5 separate regions of the Homo sapiens genome follow, and regions 1, 2, 3 and 5 are each linked to region 4. Evidence: chromatin loops called from intact Hi-C (ENCODE). Cell type or tissue: endothelial cell of umbilical vein. All regions are shown on one strand. Region 1 has its middle 120 kb from the start of MIR302CHG. Region 2 overlaps ZGRF1 (zinc finger GRF-type containing 1). Region 3 overlaps NEUROG2-AS1 (NEUROG2 and ZGRF1 antisense RNA 1). Region 4 overlaps ALPK1 (alpha kinase 1). Region 5 has its middle 110 kb from the start of ANK2-AS1.

Region 1 (5,000 bases), 440 kb after region 4:
GATAATTTTTTTGTATTTCTTTTAGTAGATACGGGGTTTCACCGTGTTAGCCAGGATGGTCTCGATCTCCTGACCTCGTGATCTGCCTGCCTCGGCCTCCCAAAGTGCTGGGATTATAAGCGTGAGCCACAGCGCCTGGCCTTTTTTTTTTCTTTTCCCCTAGTCGGAGTCTCGCTCTGTTGCCCAGGCTGGAGTGCAGTGGGGCGATCTCGGCTCACTGCAAGCTCCACCTCCCGGGTTCAGCCATTCTCCTGCCTCAACCTCTGTAGTAGCTGGGACTACAGGCGCCCGCCACGGGGCCCGACTAATTTTTTTGTATTTTTAGTAGAGACGGGGTTTCACTGTGGTCTTGATCTCCTGACCTCGTGATCCGCCCGCCTCGGCCTCCCAAAGTGCTGGGATTACAGGCGTGAGCTACCGTGCCCGACCATATGTAGCATTTTCATTGGCTTATTTGGGGAATGGTACCTCCTGGTTGTCCTATATCTCTCCTTGGATCTCTCACTCACATCTCTCTCACACTTAAAGTTTAACATAATTCCCACATATGTTCTTTCTGGCTTTTTGTTTTGAGAGGGAGTCTGGCTCTGTCGTCCAGGCTGGAGTGCAGTGGTGCCATCTTGGCTCACTGCAACCTCCGCCTCCCTGGTTCAAGCAATTCTCTGCCTCAGCCTCCTTAGTAGCTGGGATTGCAGGGGCCCGCCACCATGCCAGGCTAATTTTTTTGTATTTTTAGTAGAGACGGGGTTTCACCATCTTGGCCAGGCTGGTCTTGAACTCCTGACCTTGTGATCCGCCTGCATCGGCCTCCTAAAGTGTTGAGATTATAGGCATGAGCCACTGCGCCCGGCCCCCTCTGGCTTTCATGATTATTTTTCCTTCCACCATTTTTTCGTCCCATTGATCTCTTTTCTATTCGCTAATCTATCTTTCTGTTCTGATGCTCTCTGTATTTTTTTTTTGAGAAGAAGTTTCGTTCTTGTTGTCCAGGCTGGAACGCAATGGCCCGATCTCGGCTCATTGCAACCTCTGCCTCCTGGGTTCAAATGATTCTCCTGCCTCAGCCTCCCAAGTAGCTGGGATTATAGGTGCCCGCCACCAAGCCTGGCTAATTTTTGTATATTTAGTAGAGATGGGGTTTCACCATGTTGACCAGGCTGGTCTTGAACTTCTGACCTCAGGTGATCTACCCACCTCGGCCTCGGCCTCCCAAAGTGCTGGGATTACAGGTGTGAGCCACCGTACCTGGTCCAATTTCTTTGTATTATTTATTGCCTTTCCTTTGTATTTTGTAACTGGTCTCCTTGAAAAGTTATCTTTTTTTTTTTTTTTTTGAGACGGAGTTTCATTCTTTTTGCCCAGGCTGGAGTGCAATGGTACGATCTCAGCTCACCACAACCTCCACCTCCGGGGTTCAAGCGATTCTCCTGCCTCAGCCTCCCGAGTAGCTGGGATTACAGGCATGTGCCACCACCCTGGCTAATTTTGTATTTTTAGTAGAGACGGAGTTTCTCCATGTTGGTCAGGCTGGTCTTGAACTCCTGACCTCAGGTGATCCACCCACCTTGGCCTCCCAAAGTGCTGGGATTACAGGCGTGAGCCACCGTGCCCGGCAATGCTAGGTATTCTTTTAAGCACTTTATAAATATTAACTCAATCTTCTCAACAATGTATGAAGTAATTGTTATCTCTACTGATGAAATTGAGGTACTGAGATATTAAGCAGCTTGACATAATTGTTCATGCTGAATATACCTCTCAAAAAACATGAACATTTTTCTATGTAACTACATCAAAGAAAAGTGACAATTTCTTAATATCATCTAAGATCTAGTCTGTGTTTAAACATCCGCAATTGTCCCTAGAATGTCTTTACAGCTAAATTGTTCAAATCAGGATATAAGTAAAGTCCACACATTGCTTTTGGTTGTTTGCTTAGGCCTCTTTAATCTGAACAGTTCTCTTCCTCATCCCTTTTTTTATGACCTTTCCTTGACCTTGCCTTGTTGAGAGGGAGAACCAATTGCCTGCAGAACGTCCCCTTTTGAATTTGTAGGATCAAAGCTCTATTTCACTGTTAGCTTGTTTTAGCTCACTTCTGGCTATAGGTGGCCTCAAGCATTCTGTTTGTTTGTCCTTAATCATGTGATATTTTATAAGATTTCTTTCTACTCACTTAGCTCTTCTAAGTTCATTAAAACCCTTGCTTGCCTTTTACCTTATAATACTACATACCACTGTGTTCTGGAACAACTCCCCCCTCCCCCGCTTTTTTTTTTTTTTCCGTTCAGGACTTCTGACATGTCTTTTAGATAGTATATGTCTGAGAGCTCTAAAATTCCTAACTCTGTGTTGTCAGGGTCTGTCTTTCCCCCAACTTCACTGTTCTACATCAGCATAGTACTGCCACCTAGAGGAACTTCTGAAAATTTGTGACATTTTTCGTTTGTCACAGTGACAGTGACTGGGGGCTGTACTGGCATATATTGACCAGAGGCCACACTTGGAATCATCCTCAACAACTAAGAATTATCTTACCTAAAATGCTAATAGTGCCTAGGTTGGGAACACTATGTAGTCGATCCTAGTTAACTTACTCTCAGCATGACTGACACAATGTGATACACCAGCACGTAGTAGATGCTTAATAAATATTTGTTGCAGCTGGGCACAGTGGTTCATGCCTGTAATTCCAGCACTTTGGGAGGCTGAGGTGGGCAGATCCGAGGTCAGGAGTTCGAGACCAGCCTGGCCAATATGGTGAAACCCCATCTCTATTAAAAATACAAAAATTAGCCGGGCGTGGTGGTGCACGCCTGTAGTCCCAGCTACTTGGGAGGCTGAGGCTTGAACCTGGGAGGCGGAGGTTGCAGTGAGCCGAGATCGCACCACTGCACTCCAGCCTGGCCACAGAGCAAGACTCTGTCTCAAAAAAAAAAAAAATTTGTTGCATAAATGAATGCATTTTGAAATTTGACTTTTGTAAAGCAGACTATTTTGCCAGAAAAAAAAATTCACAAAAGTTAACTATTTTGTTAGAAATCCTTTAATTACAAGTGAGAAAAATTCAGCTTATACTGGATTATGTAATTGAAAAGTCCAGGGGTATCTGCCTTCAGAAATTGCTGGATCCTGAGGGTCAAGTGGTATTATCTATACTTAATCTCCTTTAATTTTTTGACTTTCTACTCTGGGTATTGACTTCACTTTCTGAAAGGCTTTCTCCTCAAGGTGGCGCCCAGCAGCTCAAGGCTTATATCCCTCTACCCTCAAGCCCAGCAGAAAAGATAATTCTCTTTACTCAACAGTTTAAACCCATACTTTAATCTTACCGGAGTTATTTGCAACATCTGTGCGTCTCTAAACCAATCATTGTGCCCTGATGAGATGGGGTACATTGGTGGGTCAGGCTGGATTGTGTCTTTTCCCTCACCCAAGACAGGAATTGAGTTAGCCCACCTGATCCAGATGCCTTTATCAGAAGAGGGAATGGATGCTGAGCAGGAAACAAACCACACACATTTCCACTGTACAAACCATCACTCTACAAAATATCACAAAAGTATCCATTCAGTCACTGTCACCTGTGCTAGGCACAGATTTTAAAAGTATAATTATGCAATGTAATTTTAATGTAATTTTACAGTATTGCTCATATATTTTGAATATCTTATGATGTAAAGCATCATCTCTTTCTTACCACAAAACTAGAAACTAAGGGATATTCCAAACAAAACTGAATCCTTTAATTAAATTCCACAGGTATTTCTTAAGGCCTACTTTTGTTATCAAATTCCTAGTAAAATAATTGCAGAGCAATTCAAGATAGTATGTATCAAAATGCTAAATTTAATCTGACTTCTAAAATGAGGGGCAGACAGTATGTTCTGCCAGTCGCGGTGGCTCACGCTTGTAATCCTAGAACTTTGGGAGGCTGAGGTGGGCAAATCACTTGAGGTCAGGAGTTCGAGACCAGCCTGGGCAACATGGTGAAACCCCGTCTCTACTAAAAATACAAACATTAGCCGGGTGTGGTGGCATGTGTCTGTAGTCCCAGCTACTCGGGAGGCTGAAGCAGGAGAATCGCTTGAATGCAGGAGATCAAGGTTGCAGTGAGCTGAGATTGTGTCACTGCACTCCAGCCTGGCACTGGGTGTCAGAGCGAGACCCTGTCTCAATAAATAAATAAATAAATAAATAAATAAATAATAAAACATGGTGCAGACAGTACCCTAGGCCCGCTAGGCTTTGCCTATGGGGAAAGTGAATGGGCAGCAGGAAATAATATTTATAGACAATGTTATCTCTCTGAATATATGTTATGAGTATGTAGCTGCTGTTGTTAAAAATTAAATGTCTATTAATAGTATTTTTGGCCACTGTTATTTAGCAGATACCAAGAGAAACTCATTTTTTAACTTAAAAAGGACTTAATTGCCTCAAAAAGGCTGGGATTTCTGATTCAGGCAATCAAATATTCTTGTTACAGAGATACCTTTTCCCATCTCTCTCATCCTCTCCCAAGTCTGAAATACCTCCCTCTGCCTTTTACTGGAAAAAATCAGAGGAAGAAGAGAGTATGGCTAGAAAGGCAGGTGAAGGAGAAAACAAAGGGAGAAGGAGACAGGGAGAGGGAAAAGAAGAAGAAATATAGGAAGACGAAGTTGATATGCAAGATTTGTTGAGTGGCTGTTGTTTAACAGGAAAGGTCATGTGGGCATGAGGGGGTGTTTCACTTTATATATTGTCCTTTATGTTTACATTGATATTACTCCATAATCAATAGTCAAATACATTTCAGTCCTCATCCCAACTGAACTCAGAAGCATTTGGTACTATTGTTCATGCTTTCTTTCTTGGAATTGTCTTTTTCATTTTTTTGAGATAAGGTCTCACTCTGTCACCCAGGCTGGAGTGCAGTGGCACTATCTTGGCTCACTACAACCTCTGTCTCCTGGGCTCAAGAGATCTTCCCATCTCAGCCTCCCAAGTAGCTGGGA
Region 2 (5,000 bases), 280 kb after region 4:
GGTAATATAACCAACATAAGTATGTCACGCATGTGTGTATATGTACATGTTCATGATGGTACTTGAATGTTCACAGCAGCAGTATCTGTAATAGTCCCTTAACACAAATAACACAAACATCTGAAGAATGGATAAATTGGGATATATTTATGCAACAGAATACTACACCAGCAATTAAAATGAATAAATTATAGCCACAGGCAACAACATAAATGAATTTCAGAATTGCAATATTAAACAAAAGAGGGCAGACACAAAGAATACACTGTGTATGATTCTATTTATATAAAGTTTTAAAAGCAAAACTAATAGATGGTTATAAGTCAAGACAGTGGATATCTTAGGGAAAAGTGAAAAGGGTAGTGATTGAAAAGGGGCAGAAGGAGAGCTTCTGAGATGCTGAGAATGCTCTATTTGTTAAAGGTGGAGGTTATATGAGTATGCTTTGTGATGATTTACTTATTTCATATATGTATTATGCTTTTTTTTCTTTATTTCTTCTCATATGTATTATGCTTTGACAAAAAGGGAAATTTAAAAAAAAATCTCTTTGATGAACACTGTTTCAAATACATGCTTATCATTCTAACCTCATGACCTCTATTTTCATCCCCAGAAATCTGCCTTTGGTAGCAACTAGAGGTACTCAGTGTCATATTTAAAGAGAGAAGGGAAATATCAGAAGAAAAAAAATCTATTAGATGTTAAACAGGTGAGTATTTTCTTTGTGTAATGTACCTGTTTGCTTTTGTCATGAATTTATAGTCTTCTCTGAAGTGAAAAGTAATCTGTTAAACTCCCAATGTTAAAAAAGTAATACATCTTTCAAGTAAAATACTTTTGTTATTTAGTTTTGAGATATTATGCTTCTTGTCAATTTACTGTACTCCTTTTTAACTTATAACTGTATAAACAACTATACTATTTTCACAAAATGTAGTATTAACATAAAGAAAATGATTTGGCAAAATGCAACTATAAAAATATTTTTACCTGCAAGAAGTCAATCTGCATACACGTGCTAGGTAACTCTGGTGTCTCTGTCATAAAGTTTTCATACTCAGTGCTATCTGGAAACTGACTGCATCCTAGCTGTGAGCTGTGTCCTCTGACCATTACACCACTAGTAGCTGATCCTTTTACTTGATGTCCTTGAAACTCAACAGGCTACAGGTAAATTATTAAAAATAAGAACTGCATAACTATATGTTGACATATATATTCACAAAGTAAACACACAGAATACAATACATAATTCAGCTTTTTATTACAGGAACTATTGTAAATACCAGGAACTAATGCTGAAAACCGGGAAATTCTCCTATTATCCTAAAACATACGTTATGGGTAACAAATTCAAAGTGCATCGATTTAACTACATTTAAGTTCAACATTAAAAAGTATGATTTAGGCTGGGCATGGTGGCTCACATCTGTAATTCCTGCACTTTGGGAGGCCAAGGTGGGTGGATCACTTGAGGTCAGGAGTTCAAGATCAGCCTGACCAACATGGTGAAACCCCATCTCTACTAAAAATATAAAAAATTAGCCAGGCGTGGTGGTGCACGCCTGTAATCTCAGCTACTCGGGAGGCTGAGGCCGGAGAATTGCTTGAACCAAGGAGTTGGAGGTTGCAGTGAGCTGAGATCACGCCACTGCACTCCAGCCTGGGTGACATAGAGAGATTCCATCTCAAAAAAAAAAAAGTATGATTTATAGCCAATGAGGGGGAAACAAATGAATAAGTATAATTTTATTACAAGCATAAAGATGAGTATAATAATAATAGCTAATTAAACCAGAAATATTTAGTTGCTTCTCAATGCTTCCACTATATATTATACAACTATGCATTACATACAATACTATATATTATAGACTCACAACTTCATACTTCAATGAAGTTTTTCCTTATTTCTGTACTAATTGTACTGTAAGCCCCTTGTGAGCAGAGATGTTTTGCTTCATCTAGGTACCACACAGTACTTGGTATACAGGAAGCAATAAATAAACAGCCAGTAACAGAAAGGGAACAATGAGAAAGAATGCAAACAGCATTTCTCTTTACTTAGGGGTTTTGTAAAATATCAGGCTCAACTGCAGGATGGGTGGTGGACTCTCTGCCTCTCAGTAGAAAGATGTGATATCCTACTGCTCTGAGAGCAAAAGCCTAAGAGTGTGATTCCAATGTAGACATGTTCCTTAGACAGGCTCTTTCACTCAGTCTGTTTTCAGGCTTCAAATGGCTTTCTCTGCTGCCCCCTGGAGGGTTCTAGGATTTTTTACTCCATACAAAGTAAAGCTTACCCAAAATGTGGAAAAATAAGACTGTAACAGAGTCAAAGGAATGTAGGTAAAGGATTAATTCATTTTTAACTAACAAAATGACAGTAATATATAATTTGAATATACTCTTATTCAAAAATGAAGAACTGTAAATCACACATTTGAAAGAAAAATCTAATTTAAATGCCCCTTTAATAGGACTTTGGTGGAAAATATTCTTCTGAATTTAAAAATAAACATTGCAATAAAAATGAGTCTCAACTGTTAAAGATTCTGTATATTTCTGCTTCTGCTTTGTCTGATGGGTAATGTATACTCCCCACAAGGAAACAGGTACATTACCTCCCCCACTTTTTTTTTTTTGAGACAGAGTTTCGTTCTGTCACCCAGGCTGGAGTGCAGTGGCACAATGTTGGCTCGCTGCAACCTCCACCTCCCAGGTTCAAGTGATTCTCATGCCTCAGCCTCCAGAGTAGCTGGGACTACAGGTGTGTACCACCACACCCAGCTAGTTTTTGTATTTTTAGTAGAAACGGGGTTTTGCCATGTTGACCAGGCTGGTCTCGAACTCCTGGCCTCAAGTGATCCACCCGCCTTGGCCTCCCAAAGTACTGGGATTACAGGCATGAGTCACCATGCCTGGCCAAAATAGGTACCTTGCCTTCTATGCTGCCATGTAGATCTCTTCCAGAGGTGTGTTGGGTTTTAGGAGTAGAACTGCTATTTACAAAACCCATCCATTTTTATGCTGTTGTCTTTGTTAATTTTTGATATAGAATAGGTAGCACTACTTAGATGTTGGTTACGTATACTTCTATATACTCAGAAGTATAAGTGGCAGAATAGACTATAATAAGTTAAAGGGTATAAAGATACTCATTTTGTTCCCCACAGAGTATTCATTAATTTTACTCTACATGGCTTTGTGTCCAACCCCTAGAGTATCCTATGTACGGAAGGATAATGTAAACACTGTTATTATTAGCTCATTAGTAGTATAGAGAAAGTTTAAGACCAAAAAGGGGGGCAGGAGTCATTAAATAGTTTTTCTTGTTCTTAAAACCAGACTTATTTATTATGCTACTAACCTTCTGCCTGTGAAAACTCTGATACTTGTTTTTTTGTTTTTTTGTTTTAAACAGAAAAGAAAATGTAGTTGGTTAAATAAATCGATGTTCTTCACAAATTTTACCTTAGGGTCACAGGTTTTTCTCTCTATTTGTTTAGGAATAACAGCTTGAAAAGCAGTCTCTTCTTTACTTCCCGAGGAAGAGAACTAGGATAAAATATGAATAAGTTATCTAGTTAGCTAGAATAGTTTCACAGGTGATTCATGATTTTGATGGAAAAATAATTGCAAAACTTAAGTTTGCCCTGTGAAAACACACTTGCCATCTCTATCTTGCTTCTGTCTACACACACATACAAGCTAGCTCTCCCTGGCAAAGGGGTACTTTAGCAGGTAAGTCACTATGCTAATTAATTTGAAAACTTAGCACATTAGAAAATTCTGATTCTAAATTTTTAATTAAATCTTTGAACACTAGAAAAAAATGCCAGGTATAACTGGGTGCAGTGGCTTACGCCTGTAATCCCAGCACTTTGGGAGGACGAGGCAGGCAGATCACCTCAGGTCAGGAGTTCGAGACCAGCCTGACCACCATGGAGGAACCCCATCTCTACTAAAAATACAAAATTAGCCTGGCGTGGTGGCACATGCCTGTAATCCCAGCTACTCAGGAGGCTGAGGCAGAATTGCTTGAACCCTGGAGGCAGAGATTGTGGTGAGCTGAGATCACGCCATTGCACTCCAGCCTGGCCAACAAAGCAAAACTCCGTCTCAAAAAAAAAAAAAATAGAAAAAGAAAAAAATGCCAGGTACATAATAAATCACCTGTCAAACCTAATACTATGTTAATGCAGATCATCTATTTTAAAATTAGTAAGAAATGAAAGGAAGAAAAATTGAAAAAGTGTAATTGACTATTTGAAGAATGAATCATCTCCTAGCAATCACAAAACACGATACTGACAACAGCAACAAGTCATTTTTAGTTCATCAAGTAATATACAAAATAACCATAATTTTTCATATGACTTGGATAGACACAGAAAATGAATTCAACTACAAAAGTAATTGTTTAAATGTTTAACAAATATGAAGAAAAAACACTTCCCCAACAGACCAGAGATAAAGTAGTATATTTCTTCAAATAATGGTCACTTTCCTTTAATAACACTTATATATAAGCACAACTGCCAACCAAGTAGCTCTTAAAAATATTCAACCTATATTTTAGAATTAGAATTTTTTCTTTTTTTTTTAAGAGACAGGGTCTTGCTCTGTCACCCAGGCTGGAGTGCAGTGGCGCAATCGTTGTTCACTGAAGCCTTGACCTCTGGGATCAAGTAATCCTCCTGCTTCAACCTCTTGAGTAACTGGGACTACAAGCATGTGCCACCATGCCACCTAATTATTTTTATTTAAAAAAATTTTTTTTAGAGTTGGAGTCTCACTGTATTGCCCACACTGATCTCAAACTCCTGGCCTCAAATGATACCCCTGTCTTGGCTTCCCAAAGTGTTGGGATTACCCGTGTGAGCCACTGTGCCAAGCCAGAATTACAATTTTCTAATATACAGTTTTCAAAATTAATTCGCATACTACCTTCTCGCAAGAATAGCTCTTTTGCAATATGTAGTTAATTATACTTT
Region 3 (5,000 bases), 200 kb after region 4:
CAAAAAGGGACATTGGCTATCCAGGGGAAAGTGCAAGAAAGAGAGCACTAATCGCTGAACCAGGAGACAAACACGATTACCAGCTCCGAGCCTTGAGTCAGAAAGTCTCATAGACTTTAAGATGTTAATCCCCAGCATAATCCTTCCTTTGGCGTGTAGGAATAGTGCAGCCACAAGAGTTGTTTTGTTATTTATATTGGCGTTTAATAAAACTCAGCCAGTGGTGAATGGGCTGCCCACTCTCCAATGGTAATTAATTCCCTATTTCAGTGACCCAATTGTCCTGGGACAGAGCGGTGGGCCCGTCCCAGTGCCCCGATCCCCCTTTGTGCGGATACACTGCCCTCGTGCTTCAACAGCTATGGAAACTCATTCTTTTGATGTCATTCAAGGAGTTTTCCTTGGGCATCTTCTAAACTTCAAGGACCCTTTTCTTTCTGCGTTTCATGAAAAGCAGTGCGAGCTTGACCACCTCTGTAGAATTTAATGATTTGGTGAAAGGGCCCTTTGGGATTTGTGTAAGGAGTTAGACAGAGAGAAAGGAAATTTGGCAGCCTGCTCCCTCGCAGGGACCGTCCCTAACCTGGAAAACACAGAACTTTGAGAAATGGATAAAGATCTTGAAAGCTGATTTTCCCTCTCCTTTCCCCACTAAGGAAAAAAAAATACCCAAAACAAACAAAACAAAACTTAATTCTCTTCTGGAAATAAATGTATCGTTTATTGTTGCTGATACAAATTAAAAGGGTGATGTTGAGGTAAATAAGTTCGAATCTTTAGCAGAGACTCTTCCTTAATCTGTACCTTTTGGGAAAAGGATATCAGTTTATTACTTTAATTGATTCATTGAATCATTTCTCCTTCCTACATTCAAACTACACTTAATGAACACCCAGTGTATGTCAAACACTGTACTAGGCCCAGGAAACACCGACGCACAAGACGCACATTCCTACCCCCACAGAGCTTACATTCAAAAGGTATTAAAAATCGTTTTAGTGGTCGGGCACGCGGTGGCTCATGCCTGTAATCCCAGCGCGTTGGGAGGCCGAGATCGCTTGAGCTCAGGAGTTTGAGACCAGCCTAGGCAACAGGGCAAATCTGTGTCTCAAAAAAAAAAAAAAAAAAAAAAAATTAGCCAGGCTTGGTGGTACGTGCCTGTAATCCCAGCTACTCGGGAGGCTGAGGTGGGAGAATCACTTGAGCCCGGAAACGGGAGGTTGCAATGAGACGAGATCGCACCACTGCACTCCAGCCTGGGCAATAGAGTGAGACCGTGTCTACAGAAAAAAATTGTTTTATATATCAGAAAAGGATACGTGTATGTAACAATAAAACTGTGTAATGCAATAGTGTTGGGAGACGGGGGTATGGTTTATTTTCAGGGATCTAAAGATATACTTTAGAATCTAAAACATTGGGGGTTGACACTTATTGCTGATTTATCCATTCTTTCTTTCCCCCCGAAGTATTTCTCGAGCGCCTACCGAGTGCCAGGCGCCTAGCGAGGCGCAGCGTTAGCACCAGGCGCGAACCAGACAGCTGTGGCCTGCCTGGTAGAAACGACCCTGCGATAACGCAGTTGCTAGTACAGCTCTCGGCGGAGGAGCCAGGGCCGGGTCTCCAGGCCGGGAGGGGGCGGCCGCGGTGCGCCCGGGCAGCGCTCCCTGCGCAAGTAGTTCTTCTATGTCTTTACACGCACTTCCAAAAAAACTTCGCAAGTCACAGAAACAATTCAGAATTCAACTAAGAAAATACAGAGTGAACCATATGGCCTGGGTGGCTCGAGTCGGCTGCATTTTCCTCCAGACAAAGAAGGGATTGAGGGTTGAAGGAAAGGAGAAAAAAAACCAACTTTCCGGCTGATGAAGCTGTTGTCTGGAGGCAATGATCCCAAATCTGAAGGCTTTATTCCGGCTCCGACGGAGACGTGATATGTCATATGATTAGCATCTTTCATATTTACAAGAGTGGTATGGGCTGCCAATCTTGAGAGAAAGGCGAGAGAAAGAAGGGGGCATATGCTGAAATGGATTTAGCATTTGAAAGAGAGAAAGGAGATCGGATAAATACACTTAAACGAGGATTTAGTTTTACTCCTGTTGAGTTCTAATAGATTGTTGATTGAGATTTTAGGGGCCTGGAACCGAGGTGTCAGCAGTAATTTAAAGAAGGTATTCAGTCCGCCAGCGTCTCTTTTCTCCGTTTCCCCCTTCCACCCCTCCCACCCCTCCCTCATTTACGCCTTCAAGCAGTATGGGGGCGGAGAAGACTTTTAAAACAAAACACAAAACAAGATCTTTTGCGAGAGCGGTGTCCGAGGGAGCCGGAGCGCTGACAGGTGTGCAGGAGGCGCCCCCTACAGCCTGCTGCCCCTCTCGGGGTTACACTCCCTTCCTGCCGCACCTGAGCGTTTTCAGGACGCGCTCTGGTCCTGGAGGGCCGGGCCCGCCCGAGGGCAGCCGATTCACGGCGGGCGCGCTGCGAAGTCGGGGCGCCCCCTGGTGGGGCACGGAGGTCGAGGGGGTATCCTGAGAGCACCGCGGGGCTTCGGGGCCGCGGGGGAGCTCCCAAGACAGCCGGCCACCGGGGGACAGTGGATTTGGGGTCTCCTCGAGGTCGGTCCGGGGACGCCCTCTGGGAAGCTTCACCTGCGGCTCAGGTTACAAACGCACAGTGCCCAGCCACGTCCTCACCTGCAGTTTCAAAAGCCGAAAGAAACAAACACAAAACACCTCCCCTAGGGTTCTGATAGTTGCCAAGTTTAAGAACAACCGGATTTAAGCCCCACGGGTTTCGTTTTCTTTTGTTTTGAGGATTTAGCAAATCAGCTAGAAGTGACGCCAAGACCCAATAGGCTGGGGAAAAGGACTTGGTCTCCAGGCTCAAAAGGACTCAGATGCACTGAGTGGGTACAGACTTTGTGTATTATATCATGTCTGTACAGATGTTTTCTTTACGCACCCAGAGCCACGTTCAGATTCATTCTCCAGACTGCTTGTCGTTCCCCCAGTACATTTTAATTATCATCCGAATTGGTATTTGATGTTCATTTTTAGCTAGATGTCCCGAGTGTAAAACGTTGGGCGGGGACAGAGAGGCGTTCAGCATCATTTGCCTTAGGCCTTAGTTCATGGGTCCAGACACCCAAACTTCTATTTCCGCTCGCCATTTTCATCTGTTTCCCACTTGACTTTACTTGTCCTTAACTTCGTCAACAAATTACTGTGCTTTCCCAAGGATCTAAGGTAACTTAAGGACTTACCATTTTACCACTTTACCTGTTAATTGGAACGAATTTAAGTTGCCCACATTTATCAACAGTAGAGACTAATAATACATTATACAATAGTTTACTACAAAATTTTGGTAGTAAATGTATTTACATATAATTGCTACAATAACAAAATGTCATGCAGACATTAAAATTATATTTCTGATGGATATTTAATTTTTTAATCTCATAATGTTTAGTATGACCCCAGTTTATAGATATTTGTATCTAAATGATTGGACAGACATATAAGCTCATACATCCTAGAGTGAAAAATATATTCATAGTGGTTTTTTTTCCATTGAGTAGTGGTAAGTTAAGTTTTTATCTCTGTGTTTTCTAGGTAAATACTGGAACATTCATAATCAGAAGTTGTTATTTTTTAAAATGCCAGCCTTCTGGAGAATGCCTTTTCTTTTGTAGTCTCTGTCAAACATTGGAAGGAAATTTCAGTTCAGAGATGTCTGAAGTGGGGTAAGTTATATCGTAGAACTCATCCACAGTTAAAATTAAGGCCCCAGGAGTTGAGCCATTTGCACTGACATGGGATACTGTAATTTTAAGACAAACGTTTAAAACTCATTCTTGAACTATCAATGGAAACACTGTTGTAGAGAAGAGGAACATACATTGCAATTTCAGTATTCTTGTTAAATCAAAATTCCTGGGGCTGGACAGAGAAAGGAAAGCTCCTCAATGCTGGATCACATAACTTTTCAGAGAGATGAGACCTCATCATAGGGTTCTGGTGGATTTCTAAAGAAATACTTGATTTTTTTTGTTTGTTTGTTTTTGTTTTTTGAGACAGGGTCTTGCTCTGTCACCCAGGCTGGAGTGCAGTGGCATCATCCCACTCAATGCAACTTCCTCCTTCCAGGTTCAAGCGATTCTCCCACCTCAGCCTCCAGAGTAGCTGTAACTACAGACAGCACCACCACACCCTGCTAATTTTTGTATTTTTAGTAGAGACGGGGTTTCACCATGTTGTCCAGGCTGGACTCGAACTCTTGGGCTCAAGTGATCTGTCTGCTTCAGCTTCCCAAAGTGCTGGGATTACAGGCATGATCCTCTGTGCCCAGCCAGATTAAAAAAAAAAAAAAAAAGTCTCAAAGTAATACATTCCTTTATTTAATAACACTTGCCAGCGGGAAATTCTTTGTGTCTAATCTTTCTTAAATGTGTTTCTTCTTGACCTGCCCTCAGCCATAATTAAAAACTTTCCTTTTTCATTTTGTGCTTGGAAATATAGCATCTATGGCTACTGTTTTAAAAATAATCAGGATTCAGAAAATACTTGATTCTGAGTTTTGCTTTCCTATGTTGTTAGGCTTTTGGCTTTCTCTGTGACAGAAGCCATCTTTATCCTGAAGGACACAACTGTGGGTTTCTATTTAACTGCATTTTTATAGCACCAGTCACCACGCTGAAACTATGTTGTATTATTGTTGGGTGCATGAGACAGCAGGACTGAGAATAAGAGAAAGGAAAGGATTTGCAAGAGGATAATGGCATTCTTCTCAGCAAATTCTCTTTTTCTCCAGGGTTTTTATTTTTGAGGATTTGAGGCTTCATTTTCTCTTGAAGGAAGAAAAAGATTAATCTCACAATACAATAATGTACAGAAAAATCAAGATACCTTTCTAAGGCTATATGGTAAAAGTCTACTAAGAAATTTTGTAAAAACAAAATAGACTAGAAATAAAAAATAAAACTCTATGTCAATATT
Region 4 (5,000 bases):
TGAGCCACTGCTGTAGTATCACTGCTCTCCATCTGCTGCTCTCATAATTGGAGATTGATTGCCTCCAGGGTTCACAAATGTTTCAGGCAACCTTAAATGATTTGAGTTTTTAAGCAACCATGAATTTTTCAGGCACTCCAGGGAAGGCCTTGTTTTAAGATTCATAATTCCCCTCTTCTCTTCTGTCCCTTCTACCCTCCCAAAGGATTTCACCCAGGCTTCCCTAAGGCCCTGAGTGAGAGGCTGTGTGAGCGAGCAGTGCCTTACTCAAAGCCTCCCCTCACACTCAAACTGGTGTCTCTGGCTGAGCCATCAAAGCCTTTCCTACCTCAGCATGAGTGCCTGGCCTTCCTAGGGCTCTTTCCCCTTTCCTCAAGTTTATGGAAACCATCATCCCTTTATCTTTGAAAGTCTTTGCAGTAGAGATGATCATCATTTCTTTCACCAGTCAGTTTTTCCTTCCCAACATCCCATTTTTACATAATTTATTTTTCCTTGACTTGAGATTGTCCATGCAAACCTCCCTGCTACAAGCCCCTTTGCTGTACACCTGATTAAATGCTGGAAGGAACAAGCCATGCGTTGTGCTAAGATTTTATCTTTAAACTAAGGACGCTGCAACTGAGTTAGTTTCTGTTAAATGCTTGAGTCGAGGGGTCATGCAAAGCCATCATAAATAGGTCAGATAAAGATGGTCTACAGAGAGAAATGAAGCAGACTTTTTCTGTTTCATTTACATCTGTAGGTACTCTTGCCCCACCTACCTAGCATGGTGCCTGACACATAGTAGGCATTCAAGTCTTAATGGAATGAATAAATCATACTGTGGAGAGAGAGAAAGAAAGGGAGGCAGGCTTCCACTAACAGCTTTCCATTTCCTTGTTCTAATCCCACATGAGGACTGTCTGCATTTCCCATCCTCATGTCCATCAATACATTCCCCTTTATGCCAAAACTAGTTTGGGTGTCTTTAATTTCCTAATGGTCTTCTTAAAAAGCAACCTCCGAAGAAAAATGTGACAGAACTCCAACTTGAGGATGCTTTTGCAGAGCAGGCCTTAGCCCCTATGTGTACGTAAATCTAGGCATTGTTGATTGAACAGGGATTCATTTAGAGCCCATAGGGAGGACTCCAAATGAATAGAGGTCTGATCAGGAGGCATTTGCCAAGTTAAGCTCCAGGAAGAGGAAGAGTGGGTTACAGTTTCACCTTGGACTTCTGGAATGCTGCTGGACTAACGTGGTGGTGCAGGAGGCTTCTCTGCATTTCTGCCTGTACCCTCAGTCACTGTGCAGTAGATCAAGAAGGGTCATTCTTTCCTACTCAGTGAAGCAGTAGGGAGACGGCCCCTGCCCAGGAGAGTATATTTCAAAGTGAGGGGGAGAGGGTAGTTGAAAAGCCATAGACAGTCATTCTAGGTTTGAAATATAGAAAAATAAAATATTCAGAGACAGTGTGGTGAATTTGTTCACAGTGCAGGTTTGAAGGGAGACAGATCTGCATTCCAACACCAACTCTGCAACTTACTGACAAGCTCTGTGATCTTTAATAAACTGCATCACCTCTTGTAGCCTCAGATTTCTCATCCACAAAATGAGAATAACAAGACTTCATAAATTTGGCATAAGTAATAAACATATGTAAGTTGATAGCAAGCTAAGTGTTCAGTAAATGGTGGGTACTGTTAGGATTGTTAGTGCTTTTGTAATAAAAACATTAGTGAAAAGTGTTTTCTGTTTTGATTTTTGAAGAGACAGGGTTTCATTCACTCTGTCACCCAGGCTAGAGTGTGGCAGTGTTATCATAGCTCACTATAACCTTGAACTCCTAGGCTTAAGGGATCCCCCCGACCTCAGCCTCTGGACTAGCCAGGACTACAGGCGTGCACAACCGAGCCCTGATAATTTTTAAAAATTTTTTTTGTAGAGATGGGGTCTCTACAAACAATGTTGTCTAGGCTGGTCTCGAATTCCTGGCATCAGGTGATCCTCCTGCCTTGGCCTCCCAAAGCACTGGGATTACAGCTGTGAGCCACCAGGCCCAGCCAAAAGTGTGATACTTTTATGTTAACAAAAAAGAGTGAATTTTTCTAACAAGTTAAGAAATATGGCACTAAAACATATACTTAATAGCTCTTTTTCACTATTACCTTTTAACCCTCAATCCCTGAGTGGTAATGTAAAAGAAGAGTGCAGTCAATATCTAACAAGACAGTAGTTACGCAGTAATAGTCATCAGTTGTGGCATCAATCAAGAATTAGTAGTATCAACTCCCTGAATAGGAGGCACACGTGAATTCTCATATACAATCTTCTGAAGACCTTAAAAGCAATTTGTAAATGATATGACCTGTAGATGGCGAACTTGGATAGGGGGAATATTAAGCAATGACTAAAAAAGAAAGCAGTGGTTTTTGTTTTGTTGATGACAGGACTTAGTAAAGTCGATACATTAATAAGTTCTCTTTATGACCACAGGCCCAAAGATTCTTAGCTGACACACCAGGTTCCTTCTGTCTGTGGGCAAGAGCCCACTCGCGGTCATGCCCACTGTTGTGGGACTAGACTGCATTAGCTGCTGGTAGAAACGTTTTGGCTCTGTTCGCACTGGCTGCTAGTCACTGATACAAGAGCAAGAAGTATCAAATGGGGAAGGTAAATAGCTTTCCTGGAAGTCTCTTGGCAGGGTACAGAAATGCATACGTAACACTACTTAATTATCTGACTACATCCTACATGTCCAAAGTATCCACATCTTTTGATTTAGATAAATAGTTATACTCTCCCTTGCTGCTTGTTGCCATTGTTGAGTATTTGTTCTTCACACTGTCCAAGGCAATCCTTTAGGGACCAATTACCATCCTTTATTGACATCATTTCACTGGCTGACAGAGACTTCTGGAGTGCCACACTGGGCATTCAGGACTCCTAAGAAAGCTCTTTAATACTTTTGTGTAATCTCTATGCCTTACATGAGAAATATGAATCTTTTTTCCTTAAAATTCTACTTTGGAGGACTAGTTTTACTGTCCCGGGTCACAATTGCATATATGTGGATTTGTGGGAAAATTAGTGTGACTTCCAAAACTGTGCCTGCTCATGCAGTGGCCTGGGATGTTTTGTTGATTCTTTCAGCTGTGAAACAGCCCAACATCCCACCCAACATGATAGATTGATGACCTTGTACTACATTATAAAGCAGGGTCATTATCCCCAGAGAGCCTCGCAGCTTGTGGGTCAGGTGAAGGGACGTCACTAGGCTTCCACAGTGCCTCTGCTCCGTCATTTATCACAAGGCTGTAATCATTTTCTACACATTGGCCTCCCCACAAATGTGTGCTTCTAGAGTCCAGAAACTGTGCCGTTTTCATCCCTTTACCCTTCACATTGTGAAGCACTGGCATATAGTAGGTACCTATGAAAATGTTGAATGAATGAAAGAATAAATATACATGCTTGGGAAGAACAAGAAGGCAGGAAGGAGGAAAAATCAGTTTAGGGGAGAAAAAGAGGAAAATAATCCAAGCACTTACGGAGAATTGTACCCATATTAGACAAACATTATTCCTAAACAATAGAAAAAGAGAAAAGCTGAGTAGATTGTGTATAGTCCAATCCATTTATTTTTACCAATCAAACTCTGAAGAGACTGACTTATAACTGAAATGCTAGTTCACTGTTACCAGTGAAGAACACGTCTTTCTAGAAACTACAATGTTTGTGTTCACTGAGAACATTACCCCTGCCCAGACCCACGTATTTCACTTCTTTATTTCAAAACAAAGAAAGCCCTTGGCTCTCAGGATGAGGCCATTTTGGTTTTGGGGTAGCTTGTAAAAGCCATGAGGTTCCAGTTAACCTAAAATATGAAAGTATAAAAGTTATCAGAGAATTCAGAAATTATAAGATGTTATCTAAGGGTTGATTTGGATTTAAAGGCACCCATTAGTAGAAGGCAGACTTTAGGGGATGGGAGTGAGGAACAATCAGAAATAGGCTCTGGAAGACAGTCCAAATAAGAGCAGGAATCCATTACCCCATGGCACTGCTCATGAGGTTGACAATGGGCCATCTGACGTGAAATCACAGCAATGGTCAAGGACATGAAGACACACACAAGGGTGGGAGGGGTATAGGCCTGTCATGTCTGTACATGGTAAGTACTCAATAAATACTGGTCGAATGAACAGGCTACTGTGTGACAGAGTTGCTAAGGGGAAGCCACAAACTACTTCACTAAAGGCGCAGTTTATTTACTTACTTACGTATTTACTTAAGTACATATGAAAAGGAATTGAAGTGACATGCACTACTAAAATGTACCAAAATCCAATGTAAGCAAAAGTTAAATTGAAAAACGCTGATTAGAAACCATTTAGAATAAATGAAGAGAGCAGCTTGGGTCCTGGAAACCTGTGTTGAATGAATCATAAAGTAGAGCTTACAGAAAGTTCTGAGCTTCCAGACAACCAAGTCAAAAGAGGAACAAGCTGGATTTGTACATCTTTCATTAGTTAGTAAAGGGGTGTGTATAAGTTCCTCTGTAAATGCAGACTTATTTTTGGAACTTAATTCCAAGAAGAATTTATTGCATGGACACTTAAATAAGAGAAAGGAGACATTTGGCAACAGTTTTATAAAAGTACCTACATGTCATTTACAGCCTAAGCTATAAAGGTAATCACCACCAGTGTAGCCTGTATAAATTAATACACAACAGGGAGAGGGGAAAAAGGAAATGGGTTAAGGTATGAACATATGCACTACCACCCAAAGAGGGAAATATGAATATTGGCTACGGTCCTTGTTTTCGCAACTGGTTAAAAGGCTAGAGTTATAATCTACTAAATCTAGTACTCCCAGTGATGTGAGAGGTTCCACTCCTGCTTCTTCCCTTTGATTCCTGGACCCATGTGGCCTGTCCTTGGGTGAAACAAGACCATATATTGGTTGTTGATTCAGAGCATATACTATTTTCTCTATACCAGTACCCATGCCTT
Region 5 (5,000 bases), 610 kb after region 4:
AAGCGATCCTCCTGCCTCAGCCTCCTGAGTAGCTGGGATTACAGGCGCGTGCCACCACACCTGGCTAATTTTTGTATTTTTAGTAGAGATAGGGTTTTACCATGTGGATCAGGCTGGTCTCGAACTCCAGACCTCGTAATCTGCCTGCCTCGGCTTCCCAAAGTGCTGGGATTACAGGCGTGAGCCACCACGCCCGGCCAGCATTATCCATTTTTAAACTCGTTTTAGTCTTGCAAACTTATGAGGTACTATTACTATTCCTATTTCACCAAGATGGAGGTCAATAATCTACACAGATCATGTTCCAAACTACTATACCAATAAAGTTTATTTATAATTTTTTTTTTGTTTGTTTGTTTTTTGAGACAAGGTCTCACTCTGTTGCCCAGGCTGTAGTGCAGTGGCGTGATCATAGCTCATTGCAGCCTCAATCTCCGGGGCTCAAGTGATTCTCCACTTCGGCCTCCCAAGAAGTTGGGACTACAGGCATGCACCATCGTGCCTGGCTAATTTTTTTAGTTTTTATTTTTAGCAGAGACAAGGTCTTACTGTGTTGCTCAGGCTGGTCTTGGACTGAACTCAAGCAATCCTCCCGCCTCTGCCTCCCAAAGTGCTGGAATCATAGACATGAGCCATCACGCCTGGCCTACTTATAGTTTTTAAGCACTTTTAAAATTTTTGTCCAACAAATAGATCTGAATTTGGTTCTGAAAGCTTACAAGTATCCTAGCAGGGGATCGAAGGATGGGTAAATTAGTGATGGGTGACAAAAATCTCACCTTCCATGACTTACCTTTTGGATGGCAGGCTCTATATGGAAGCGGCTATAAAAGTACTCAAGATATGTGAGTATAGAATTTCTTTGTAAAACCACAATTATTGTCTTTTTTTTTTTTTTTTGAGACACAGTCTTGCTTTCTCCACCAGGCTGGAGTACAGTGGTGCGATCTTGGCTCACTGCAACCCTCTGCCTCCTGGGTTCAAGTGATTCTCATGCTTCAGCCTCCTGAGTAGCTGGGATTACAGGCACCTGCCACCACCTCCAGATAATTTTTGTGTTTTTAGTAGAGACTGGGTTTCGCCATGTTGGCCAGGCTGGTCTCCAACTCCTGACCTCAGGTGATCCACCCGCCTCGGCCTCCCAAAGTGCTGATATTACAGGCGTGAGCCACCGCGCCCGGCCTTATTACCTTTTTTGACTTGGACATTTTTCGGTCTGATTAGTTTGGTTTCCTTGCCTGAAGCAGTTACATTCATTATTGTTATGCTCTGAAGAAATTCCTATTCTTTAGGCCTAGCCTACCCTGAAGGTCTATTGGCTATGATGTTTTCAGTGGTACAAGAGACCCTCAAATAGCTCATGTAATGGATATGGCTTATAGAATTGAGGTGGTCCTTAGAAAAGATGGCCTCTGCAACTTATTAGCTGTCTTAGTGGCCTTGGGCAAGTTATTCCATCTTTTTATAACAGTTTCCCCAGCTGTGAATGAAAATAATAATAGAATCTAACTCATAGTGTTGTTATGAGTATGAATGAATATTTTAAAACACTTGGAACAGTTTATTATACATAGTGGGCACAAAGTTAAAAAAATAAGTTGAAAAATACTATTTACTATATTCATAATCCCCCAAACCATGCATTTTCTCTTAACCAAAATGTCATGTTAGAATCATGTGACTACATGTGTCCACAATAGCACTTTCACAGAGTTTAAATCATTTCATCTTTATAAGACCCTCTCAGGTGAGTAAAGATGTATTACTCTATGTTTTTCTAACGAGAAACTGAGGTTCATGGTGATTTGGTGAGTTACCCCTGGTGACTCATCTTAAGTGGATTAAAGGTGAACTAAAGCTAGGACTTGAACACACATCTCTAGATTCCTTCTCCAGACTTCTTTTTTCCATCATTCTGTACTATTTCTTTTCAGGAGTTCTGTTCATTCATGGTGAGGAATCTATCTACCGCTATATGTGTTGGGGTATGATTAAGATCATGCCTGAACTGTCTTATGAGAGAAGGTGGTATGTTCCAGCAATCTACTTTTATCTAATCTTTCTGTATATTTTTTGTTTTCCCCAAAATGATATATTTTAAGCTGTATTTTGGTCATCCCAAAAATCAAGTAATGGCAAAATTAAAGCAAACAAAAAGAATGCATTCCAGTGGAGGCAAGCTAAGTAAATTTTTATTCGGCTCAATCAGACATTGCCACCTAGTGGATTACTTCTAGATAGCAGAGATAAGAAAAGATTTAGAGGAGGCTTGAAGATATAAATGAAGAATGCTGAAATAAATAGAGAATGAAGAAAGGGGAGATTTAAGACATGGGTCTGTTTACCACTTTAGAGTCTCTAGTACCCTTTTAACAGCTCATCACTGAAATGTTACCCTAGGATGTAAACTCCATGAAGGTAAAAATTTTTCTGTTCTGTTGACTACTGTGTCTCCAGAATCTAGAACAGTACCTGCCACATAGCAGGAACTCAGTGAATTAATGTGAAAGTTGATTTCTTATATTTAAAATAAAAAGATTATTTACATTTTTCCTTTCACTGGAAATTTTTTTATAATTCATATATGAAAACAAGTTTGTCAGAGTTGGTTTTCTTTTTTGTGCGTTATAGTTTTGTACCCTAGCTACTATTGTAAAGTTAGTATGCTAATATTGTGTGAAACTTAAAACAAATATTTTATTTTAAAATTGTAATGGTTTATGGAAATATTTTCATGGCTATTTTGTTAAGTTTGCTTGCCTCTTAGAAATGAGAAAGCTAATAGACATATTAGTGAAGTCAAATTTAGAAGAAACTACAAATTTTAAAAAGTATCAGGGAATAGTTCATTCTTTCTTTCTTTATTTTTATTTATTTATTTTGAGACGGAGTTTCACTCTTGTTGCCCAGGCTGGAGTGCAGTGGTGTGATCTCGGCTCGCTGCAGCCTCCGCCTCCCTTGTTCAAGCGATTCTCCTGTCTCAGCCTCCCAAGTAGCTGGGATTACAGGCGTGTGCCACCATGCCTGGCTAATTTTTTTTTTGTATTTTTAGTAGAGACAGGGTTTCGCCATGTTGGCCAGGCTGGTCTCAACCTCCTGACCTCAGGTGATCCTCCTGCCTCAGCCTCCCAAAGTGCTGGGATTACAGGCTTAAGCCACCATGCCCGGCCAGTTCATTCTTTAAAAATACAATTTTATTTTAAAGTTGGACATTCATTAAAATGACTCATAATTCAAGAATTGCAAAAAGGCATACTGTGAAAAATCTCCCTCCTTATATCTGTCTTCCAGCTACCCAATGCCCTTCCTGGAAGCCACCAAGGTTATCTTTCCATGTGTTCTTCCTGAGACTTCTTAGGTGTTTGCCTGTTTATGAGCTATTACTATAAGTAGCAACTATACAAATTATACCTATTATTCTAAAGAACAAAATTTGATGTAAAACTTAGAGTTGTTTCAACGATCATAATATGCTTTCAGTTATTAACAAAAATGTCAGTCTTTTTTGAATGAAAAATACCATTTGGTATCCCTTTGATTATATTTAAATGACAGTTCTTATTTTAGCTTTGTCAGTTGTTTAAGTTAGTTTTATAATAAATTTGTATTTGTATATAAATTATTCACACAGATTCCCAGTATGTTGGTTGACAGTTTTACTAGGTCATAAACTTCCACCATGTCATCTCGCGTTTCCATTGCCTTAGTAATTTGCTGCAATCACTACAGCAAACAAGAAAAACACAATTACAGGCATTTTACTTTCATATCAAATATTTATTTGCCTAGTAGGCCAATTTTGGCTTAATTTCTTAATTTTGCTATTAAGAAAATGGTAAAGGAAAGTCAGATACGTATTAATTTGAGAAGCCGTTCTTAAATACTCTTATAAGCCTAAAACTGTGCTAGGAACTGTAGAAATCACCTAATTAACTTAGAACATTTGTGGGACAAATTCTACCTAGGGACACACAATAAAAGGAGCTAGTGACATTAAAAAATTTGGCTCTATCTGAACACACACAGAGAAGATCTAATTATTTTTAAAAAATTACAGACATGAGATCACTTTCACTGCTGTACTTGGTTATAATGAGAAGTGATGTTATTAGCATTTTTCAGACTCTCTCAAATGCCAGAGGCATTGTGTAGAAAATTAGAGTAGCCATCAGTATCATGCTGTTGAATAACTGCTGTAGGATTTTATTTAGCATACAAACCTCTGAACCATAACTACAATGCTAGCTCAGTATTTACATTTTTAAACAAAAAGACCCAAAGTGAAGGAATCTATTGCAAATCTGTAAACTCTTTTTTGCATGAAAAAATATAATTTTTAGTTGAGGCAGCTTAAAGCTCATTGATTTGTTCCTGAGGCATCTATTTTCTCTTGATGAAAGCACAGCCGAACAGGGATTCTCGTGTCAAAGAGTATGATTTATTTATGTTCTGAATCACAGCCGCTAATGCTCACATTTCTATTAAAAACTTAACATCTATGGGAGAAAGGGACAAATACTTTCAAGTTCCTCATGAGGTTGTTGATAAGATTCTGGCATTTTTAAAGTTGAGAAAACACACTGAAAAATTGTGAGAAGAGTTTGGCTACTTTAGCATAAAAGTTACTAAATGCACCTTTAAGATGTTCATATTCTTCCTTTATACTGTACTCTATTAAAATCATATGGGTAGAAGAATAGTTAATATGAGAAAATGTTCATGTTATTTTGTTGCCTAAAAAAGGATATTAAAAAAGAACATTTAACTATATGAACCTAATTCGGTTAAAAAGATTTATATATCTTTTCATAAAAGATACAGAAAAGATATATAGGTATATATATAAAGATATATAAATTTATGTATTTATAAAAGATATATAAATATACTACATATAAAAAGTTATATATTAAATATATTATATATAATATACATATTAAAAAGAGTATGAACTATATGAACCTAATTAGTTAAAAAGATATATTTTTTGTATATATACA

What was found. Peaks named below come from ENCODE experiments on the same cell type or tissue, not always from the same donor. Only the 100,000 strongest peaks of a DNase experiment are listed, where the experiment ranks them.
Region 1: a loop joins it to region 4, with 11 times the contacts of the local background. A loop is called at or near these places in 25 of 110 quality-filtered maps.
Region 2: it touches region 4 in a loop (17-fold over the local background); 74 of 110 quality-filtered maps call a loop at or near these places.
Region 3: a loop joins it to region 4, with 14 times the contacts of the local background. A loop is called at or near these places in 80 of 110 quality-filtered maps.
Region 5: a loop joins it to region 4, with 8 times the contacts of the local background. A loop is called at or near these places in 10 of 110 quality-filtered maps.

The regions. Positions count from the first base shown.
Region 1 is chr4:112,763,391-112,768,390 of GRCh38, forward strand. It overlaps a transcript of ANK2 not described here. Among named protein-coding and RNA genes, the nearest start is that of MIR302CHG, 120 kb to the left of the region's middle. In endothelial cell of umbilical vein, a CTCF peak has its summit at 2,415 (motif pointing left); no DNase peak of the experiment used is centred here.
Region 2 is chr4:112,602,531-112,607,530 of GRCh38, forward strand. ZGRF1 (zinc finger GRF-type containing 1) reads right to left here. Exons shown (of 28, transcript NM_018392.5): 9 at 3,478-3,561; 10 at 994-1,167. Among named protein-coding and RNA genes, the nearest start is that of ZGRF1, 32 kb to the right of the region's middle. In endothelial cell of umbilical vein, a CTCF peak has its summit at 2,244 (motif pointing left); a DNase peak (open chromatin) is centred at 2,251.
Region 3 is chr4:112,521,562-112,526,561 of GRCh38, forward strand. NEUROG2-AS1 (NEUROG2 and ZGRF1 antisense RNA 1) reads left to right here. Exons shown (of 4, transcript NR_161159.1): 2 at 3,618-3,748. Among named protein-coding and RNA genes, the nearest start is that of NEUROG2, 7.9 kb to the left of the region's middle. RefSeq lists enhancers at 1-813, 1-461 and silencers at 1,613-1,732, 2,383-2,602. In endothelial cell of umbilical vein, CTCF peaks have their summits at 1,593 (motif pointing right) and 2,505 (motif pointing left); a DNase peak (open chromatin) is centred at 1,720; H3K4me3 peaks cover 1,015 bases; H3K27me3 peaks cover 3,531 bases.
Region 4 is chr4:112,325,698-112,330,697 of GRCh38, forward strand. All of the region lies in intron 2 of ALPK1 (alpha kinase 1), which reads left to right. Among named protein-coding and RNA genes, the nearest start is that of ALPK1, 31 kb to the left of the region's middle. In endothelial cell of umbilical vein, no CTCF peak of the experiment used is centred here; a DNase peak (open chromatin) is centred at 2,374.
Region 5 is chr4:112,936,445-112,941,444 of GRCh38, forward strand. It overlaps a transcript of ANK2 not described here. Among named protein-coding and RNA genes, the nearest start is that of ANK2-AS1, 110 kb to the right of the region's middle. In endothelial cell of umbilical vein, a CTCF peak has its summit at 2,227 (motif pointing left); no DNase peak of the experiment used is centred here.